Regions from separate parts of the Mus musculus genome. Here regions 1 and 2 are each linked to region 3. Evidence: chromatin loops called from intact Hi-C (ENCODE). Cell type or tissue: heart. All regions are shown on one strand.

The links. Peaks named below come from ENCODE experiments on the same cell type or tissue, not always from the same donor. Only the 100,000 strongest peaks of a DNase experiment are listed, where the experiment ranks them.
Region 1: a loop joins it to region 3, with 9 times the contacts of the local background. A loop is called at or near these places in 38 of 42 quality-filtered maps.
Region 2: a loop joins it to region 3, with 6 times the contacts of the local background. A loop is called at or near these places in 2 of 42 quality-filtered maps.

Annotation. Positions count from the first base shown.
Region 1 is chr5:67,531,268-67,533,767 of GRCm38, forward strand. No RefSeq gene overlaps it. Among named protein-coding and RNA genes, the nearest start is that of C330024D21Rik, 69 kb to the left of the region's middle. In heart, CTCF peaks have their summits at 1,252 (motif pointing right) and 1,460; DNase peaks (open chromatin) are centred at 1,324 and 1,794; H3K4me3 peaks cover 677 bases; H3K27ac peaks cover 583 bases.
Region 2 is chr5:67,667,949-67,670,448 of GRCm38, forward strand. The region is part of intron 25 of Atp8a1 (ATPase, aminophospholipid transporter (APLT), class I, type 8A, member 1); the gene reads right to left. Among named protein-coding and RNA genes, the nearest start is that of Gm15478, 29 kb to the left of the region's middle. In heart, no CTCF peak of the experiment used is centred here; a DNase peak (open chromatin) is centred at 1,543.
Region 3 is chr5:67,726,654-67,729,153 of GRCm38, forward strand. The region is part of intron 22 of Atp8a1 (ATPase, aminophospholipid transporter (APLT), class I, type 8A, member 1); the gene reads right to left. Among named protein-coding and RNA genes, the nearest start is that of Gm46914, 25 kb to the left of the region's middle. In heart, a CTCF peak has its summit at 1,335 (motif pointing left); no DNase peak of the experiment used is centred here.

The DNA of each region.
Region 1 (2,500 bases), 200 kb before region 3:
CAGATCTCTTCTGCCAAATTGCATTGAACATGGCTCCTGCCTGGACCCCAGCGGTGCTCACTCTGCCAGGAATATGCAGCATTGTCAGATCTAGATTCCGCGTATAATTTTAAAAAGTCCACCGTTCAGACCCATTTGATTTGATTGTTATGCTTTCCCCTCATTTCCATTCAACTTAATGAGCTTTTTATCTGTACTGTTTTAAGGCAGATCACTAAGAACCTTCCCTTTAAATATTTCAGTATGTTTTAAAAAGGCACTGTTAAGTAAAAATATTTTTAAGTGAAGATGTGGTGGCGTTCAGATAAAGGTTTACCACACACTAAACCACTGAACACTAGAACTCATTTACTCCTTTCATTATTATTTTCCTTTTTGGTGGTGTTGTGCCTTCCTCATGCCAGGCAAGCACAGACAATCGTATCTGTCATACGGATCTGTCTTCCGTTTTGGGTGAAATTGACACCAACTCTTCAGCACCACATTCAGCACCAAACACAAATTCAAATCGTAATTATTTGTGGTGCTGATGATGGACGTCTGAACTAGGTACGAGAGAGGCAAGCAGTATAGCCCTGAGCAGTACTCTCGGCACAAAGGACACTTATATCCGGATTTTCCAGACTGCCCCTCATTGTACAAACGAATGATGTAAAAAAAACATATATATATTTTTTTCTCACCCTTTACTTAAAACACAGGACTTGGGCTGAAGAGATGGCTCAGTGGTTAGGAGCACTGACCCAGGCTCAATTCCCGGCGCCCACATGGCAGTTCACAATTGTCTGTAACTCCTGCTCCAGGGCATCTGACACCCTCATGCATGCAGGAAAACCACCAGTCTCCTCCTCCTCCTCCTCCTCCTCCTCCTCCTCCTCCTCCTCCTCCTTCTTCGGACCCCTGAGGATGGGGAGAGGGGTCTAAATTGCTGTAGCCCTGAGAAGAATAGACTGACCTTTGGCTGTGGTCAGACAACTTCAGGGTAAGGGTAATGAGGCCATATATTCATCTTCCCAGAAAAAAAAAAAATCTTACCCATCTTACCATTATGGACCAGAGGCCTTTTCCTGGCCAACTTCCAAGCATTTTCTCAACGGCTAATGCTCACTAATCCTCAGCCTGACATTATCTTCGTTTTAGCAGCATATCTGGCTTTCGATCTGAATTATAAGCCACATGCAATAAAAGGGAACTGGAAATGATTCAAAGCTTTGCCAGGTATTCTGAGAAGCCCAGCTCATCTGTACGCAGGCGCAATACAGGCAAACTTCCGCTAGAGGGCGGCCTCAGACTGCATGATACCCTGCAGTTCTCCGGAACAAGTGGAGACTGCAGAGGTGCAAACCTCAGCCGACAGAGCAGCATGAATGTGGACGCATGCTCCCCCCCCCCCCCCGCTAGCAAATAATATCTATTTGTTGTTGTTTTGTCCCCCCACTTCCGGATTGGCTTCAATGAAAATCTGGCACATGTGGTAAAGAGAAATATGGAAGATTTCCTTTCGTTTCCTTTGCGAGTGAGCAGTGAACCCTCACTTACCTCTTAGGGAATTTGCAGTGTTGTATTTATAATTATCAAGAGAGGGAGGGAAATTAAAAACTTCGACTGCTTAGCTCTTCCGCAGTTGGTCTGTGGGCCCGAGGGACACTCCAGGAACTCCGTGTTCTGGCTTAGCTCCGTGGAAACCCTCAGGAATGGCCATTTGACCTCTCGCTGGGCCACCGGAGGAAATCAGCTTTGGTTAGATCAGATGAGACATAATTGGCTTTGGACTCGTTAGCGCACACTCCAGGCGAGCATTCCTTGCTGTTTTGAAAGGCCTGTGTTTTACTTGGATCAGCTCAGTGTACAGGGGAGTCAGTCACAGCTTGGGTGGCTGGGTGGATTAGCATTTTGTTTCCCAAGATCTGCTCTGCTTCTGGGTCTCCCCAGTTGACACGGTGCCGGGCTCAACCCCCAACTCCCGGCCTGAGGTCAGAGAGAGGGATATGTCTGTTGGCCTGCAAGGGTGGTTTGTAAAGAATATGGGGTCTGGGTGAGTTGAGAGGTGTTCAGGCCTTAGGTTCTGGAACCATGAATTTGCATTTGCTGGATCGAGAAGAATGCAAAAGTGAATAGATTTCAGCATCGGGAGTGGTGTAACTTTGTCCTCTGCCTCTAAGTCATGGCCCTGCCCAATCACTTTCCAATAATCAGAGTGATCCTTTTAAAACGTACCTCAGCTACAAAGTTTGAAGAGAGCTGGGGGTGGGGTGGGGTATGGAAGAAGCCGGAGAGAGAGAGGAGGGTACGGGAGAAGTTGGCGTGGGAAGAGTAGAGATGGATGCGATCAGTATACGTTGTATTCGTATTCATTCCTGACCTGCTCCTGAAGCATACTGAGTCTTTATATGGTGGCGCCCTGCCTCACGTGTAAGCAAAAAGTTCAGCTTCATACTGTCGGTGGTGGACCTTAGTATCATTTTGGAAGCCATTTATAATAAGGTGGGTTGGGTGTTTA
Region 2 (2,500 bases), 59 kb before region 3:
CAGAAATTCATTGCAAAGAAGACGGCATAGGAAGCTGTTGAGGGGGCTAAGAGCAGTGGCCAGTGGTTAAGAGCTGTATTGCCCTTGGATACCTGGTTTCAGTGCTTAGCACCTATGTCAGGTGGCTTACAACCGTCTATAACTCCAGCTCCAGGAGACCCCACACCCTCTTCTGGCCCCTGTGGGTATCTGCCACTCACATGTACATACTTTTCTATAGACACAAAATAAAAAAGCAAAGTACATCTAAAACAAACAACCCAAGACCAGAAAACAGTCCAAACACTACCTAGGTTTTAGTCAGTGCCTTGAAAACATTCTGAGCTTCTGAGAGCTGGTCATATGTAATGTGCTAGATGATTAAAACATCTTAAAGCTACTGAAATTAATAGTGGGGAGCTGGGTAGACTTTCAGCCTGTTCTCAGACATCATTGTGAATCTCAAAAAAAAAAAAAAAAAAAGTAAATATCCACTGCTAGAACATAGTCCACACGCTTCGTTTTCTTCCAGAGGCACAGACGAATGTGCGTGCAGAGATCAGACAGCTTTTTCTGCAATTGTGGACCAGGAACAGAAGGCACCAGCATTTACACTAACATCACATTTGGTATTAAACTTGAAGCATTTTTCATGCATCTTAAAAAGTCATTTGAGAACTAAATGCCAAGCAAATGATAGAAATGGTCTATGACAGCGTGCTCCAGTGACACAATTAACTTAATCTATTGTTCATACTGCGCTGGAAGTAGACAGGAAGACTAAACAGTGAATCAGTCCAGACGACTATTATATTAAGACAGTAATTAGGGCTGGGTGTGGTGGTGCATACTAGTAATCCCAGTACTTAGTGGCTGATACAGGAAGCAGGGTCATAAGTTCTAGGCCAGCATAGGCTACATAGCAAAGTCCTGACATAAACACAGATAGTAAGAAGCAACCAGTGTATAAGATGCTAGTTGTCCTTGTCATCATCATTATCATCGTCATTATAATCACCATTTTGAGACCTTTAAGGCAGTGTTAGCCCATGCTGGCTTTGAATTAGCTATGTTGTGTGAGGCTCTGGCATAGAACTCCTGATCCCTTGACTTCCATTTCCTCAGTGTTAGATTACAGCATGTGCAGTGTGCCTCACTCAGAGATAAATTCTTTCTTTTCTCTTTTTCTTTTTTTCGAGACAGGATTTCTCTGTATAGCTCTGGCTGTCCTGGAACTCACTTTGTAGACCAGGCTGGCCTCAAACTCATAAATCCACCTGCCTCTGCCTCCCGAGTGCTAGATAAATTCTTTCTTAAGGTCAGTATACCACAGCTGCATAATAAATATTTGTTGAAATATCTCACAAAGGACTTTGTTATTCTTTTTAAAAAGAAAGGCCGTTTAAGGAACTGATATGTCTTCACATATACTCTTGATTACAGTGACAGGAAAAAGTTCCCAGCGGTGGGCATTCTGTACAAACACGTGCCTCCAGGAGGCAGAGAGTGAGCTACGGCAGCTCTGAGTCTGGCTTGAAGCTGGAGAATCTCAGCTCGAGCCCAGGACACTGACGGAGTGCTCCTCTGTGTTCTTAGTGGCTGAGCCAAAAGAGAACTGGTAAACAGCTGCCATATCAAAGAATTATTTTTAATTTTTTTTGGACTTCCTTTTGGCACTTGGCAAAGGTACAGTACAAAATGACACAGCGCTGACCTCAACAGGAGAATGAGTATCAGGCTACTGACGACGGTTCATTTCACCGTCTGCCTCCATTTCTCTTCAAAGCGATTTTCATTCCACGTTCGCGTTTTATTTAATTTCTCTTAACAGGCTAATAGAAATTGGTAAGCCCACTGGCCCTAGGCCAAGGTTTTACACACAGACTATGGTTGACATTTAGCAAATGTCAGAAAAGAATGCTCACCAGAAATGCTACGGAACGCAAATGGAAATGGGCATGAATGAAGGAAGCATTTGAAAACATTTATCAAGTTCTCTTTAATGGCTCCCGGTCTGCACATGTTATTAAATCATGCTGTGGAGCTAGGGCATAGCGGAGCATGTTTTTGGGTTTTTTTATTTTTTTATTTTTATGAATGGCATCTACATAGTGAGCTTAAATCAGTGACTTAAGGGAGCTTCAGAGAAGAAGACACCAAACCCTTAGCCCTCCCACCCCCATCTTCACAGTGATTACAATCAGCGGCTGCTCTCTCTGCTTCCCACTGTAAATTTTAATCCTGCACGATGGGTAATCTTCATGGTCAACCTGATTGACTTTACAGTCGCCTAGGACACACAACCTTTGGGAGTGCCCGGAGGGTGTTTCCAGAGAGGCTTAACTGAGGGGGTAAGAGCTACCCTAAAAGGAGATGGGCTGAAGTCCCAGACTGAATAAATAGGGGAAGTTAAGCCTGCCCGACGAGGACCAGGGGCATCATTCACTGCTTCCTGAATGCAGGCTGAGATAGCGATGCTACCAGCCACCTCATGCTCCTGTTGCCATGGCTCCCTCTGTCT
Region 3 (2,500 bases):
GGGTTTAACTCAAATTTAAAAACCAAGTCTCTGGTTTGGACAAACAGTGGAGGGATATGAGAGTTTATAACCACAAGTTTAATTATACTATAAAAATTTCACTTACTCTGTCATATATTAAAAATATTGTTTTTTAGCAGAAGCTCTCCAAATCTCTCCACTTTTAGAATGTTTTTGGTGTAATGTGATTACTGTGTGTACGGCACCATGTGTCACTCATTCGAATATACTCGGCAGCATCTTGCATGACAGTGATGCTCTCTGATCCTTTTAAGAAGCACAGTCCTAAAACACCCACACACAGATGTAACATAATACAGTTTTCATGTTGCACTCAGTGGTGCCCGGAGTCCTGGGAGGCTCCTCATGGACCACCATGAGGCACGGTGGAGGCAGAGGAGGAGTTGAAGCCGCTCCTCTCTACCCTTCACGCTAACCGGAGCAGCTTAGCTTTCATCAGTCGCGAATATGATTTACCAATGTTTTGTTTGGGAAATGGACTCTGCTCTAAAAAGCAAAAGCAAACGCGAAAACCGCTCTCAGGGTTTAGAAATGAACCGTCTTTCCACATGCAGTCCAATAGTACTTGTCTACATGCGAATGGATTCCAAAGTCATAAAGAACAGATTGCACAGCCAGTGTATCTCAGACAAAGATGAACTCGGAGGCCGTGACAGCTAAATTTACAGCCAGGTGAAACGTCTCTGGAACTGGTGGTCTCTTCGGTGTCTCGCTGGGCTGTTTGCAAAGGTAGTAACCACATCTTCTGAATGCCAACTCGGCTGATTTTAACAGAGGGGAACCTCAGACCAACAGCAGAGCCATCCCGCTCAGACTCACACACACACACACACACACACACACACACACACACACACACACACACAGATGCACACGTACACACACATACAAAGCCCTGCCATCCTCAAAGGACTCTGCCTAGTCCCGAAAATACTACTGCTCGCTAACTGGCAAAATATTTTTTTGCAGAGCTATTTCAAAGCTTCCTTCAGACCTTCCTCCAAGTTCCTCACTTAGGGAATCTGGGCAGACCACAGTGGTCTCTAAAGAGGCCTATGTTTGGAGTAGGAACACATACAAAATGCTGTTCTTACTTGGAACAGGCAGGCTGAGGAAGGGACTCTGTCTCCCTAACATTCTACATTACAGATTTCACAACAAGAGGGTTACCACGAATGTTAAAAATCAGTTAGCTCTAAATTCCCCCTTTCATTCCTATAAGGGACAGTCTTTAGGAGGTATCTGTATTTGTATACTATTTAAGGGGCCCAGGAAACTTAAATTTTAATGTAACTCATGATCGCCATCTGCTGGATAATGGTTGAATGTGTATCCCAGTTAAAAGTTTTTAATCATAGATGTGTATCATCTATGTGCATTATTAAATAATATGTAAGTATAAGGGACATGTAATATCCCATAATTTATGTAAGAAACAAGCTATCATCCCTAAACTTATTACAGTATTTTATGGAGACAGGAGCATACTTTGAGTTACATGTAGCAATTACATGTGTCTGAGAAGAACCTCCTGCTGCTGGAGTAAGATGTTCCCTAGTGTTCCATGAAGGGGAGGGTGTGGGGAGGGTGTGAGCGAAGGCGAATTAGTCCTCAGAGGTCTTAGTCCCATTTGCCTTCCAACATGGGAAGTACCTAAGTTTCCTAACAGAGAGGAGAAAAATGCCAGCTTTTCCACCTGCTGGCAAGATCCAGAGAGCTCCACCTCAGAGGCTCCCTGCACCTCAGAGGCTCCCTGCACCTCAGAGGCTCCCTGCACCTCAGAGGCTCCCTGCACCTCAGAGGCTCCCTGCACCTCGGAGGCTCCCTGCACCTCAGAGGCTCCTTTTATCCCATGCTGCACACAGGTAAGACACTGAGGGAATCCAGTAACTGGGCAGAGACTGACTGGCAAGTTTAAGCTACAGTGAAGGCCCTTAGATACATTAGAGCACAGAGGTCTGTCTGATAATCCTTTTTTGAGCTCTGTGACCTTGGTCTAGTGTCTTAGCCTCTCTGTTACCTGGGTATCCTCATTTGTAAATAGGGATAATTAGTTCCTCAAAAGGACTAAACATGTCAACAGACGAAAGTGCCACTGTACCGCTAGGCACACAGTAAGGACTACACAAAGTGTTGGTTGTCGTTAATTAAGGAGACAAGAATTCTCGCTCCAGATGCAGCTTCAGTCACAGGATATCTACCGCTGTCAGCCCGAATAGGCTTTTTTTGTTTAACTGTAAAATGCAGGCATTTGACAGAGATCATAAAGGAACACAGTAAGTAGTTACAGCCCAAGTGAGTGCAGGAGAAAGGACCAGGCCGCTGACTGTTCTACTACAGTTTATTACAAATCCACAAAGCTATATCATTTCATATTACATAAACATAGTAATTACACATAACAGACACATCATGTCTGCGTCTGCATATGTATGTGTCCGTGTGAGCACACTTGCCTCTGTGCAGATGTCCCCATGTG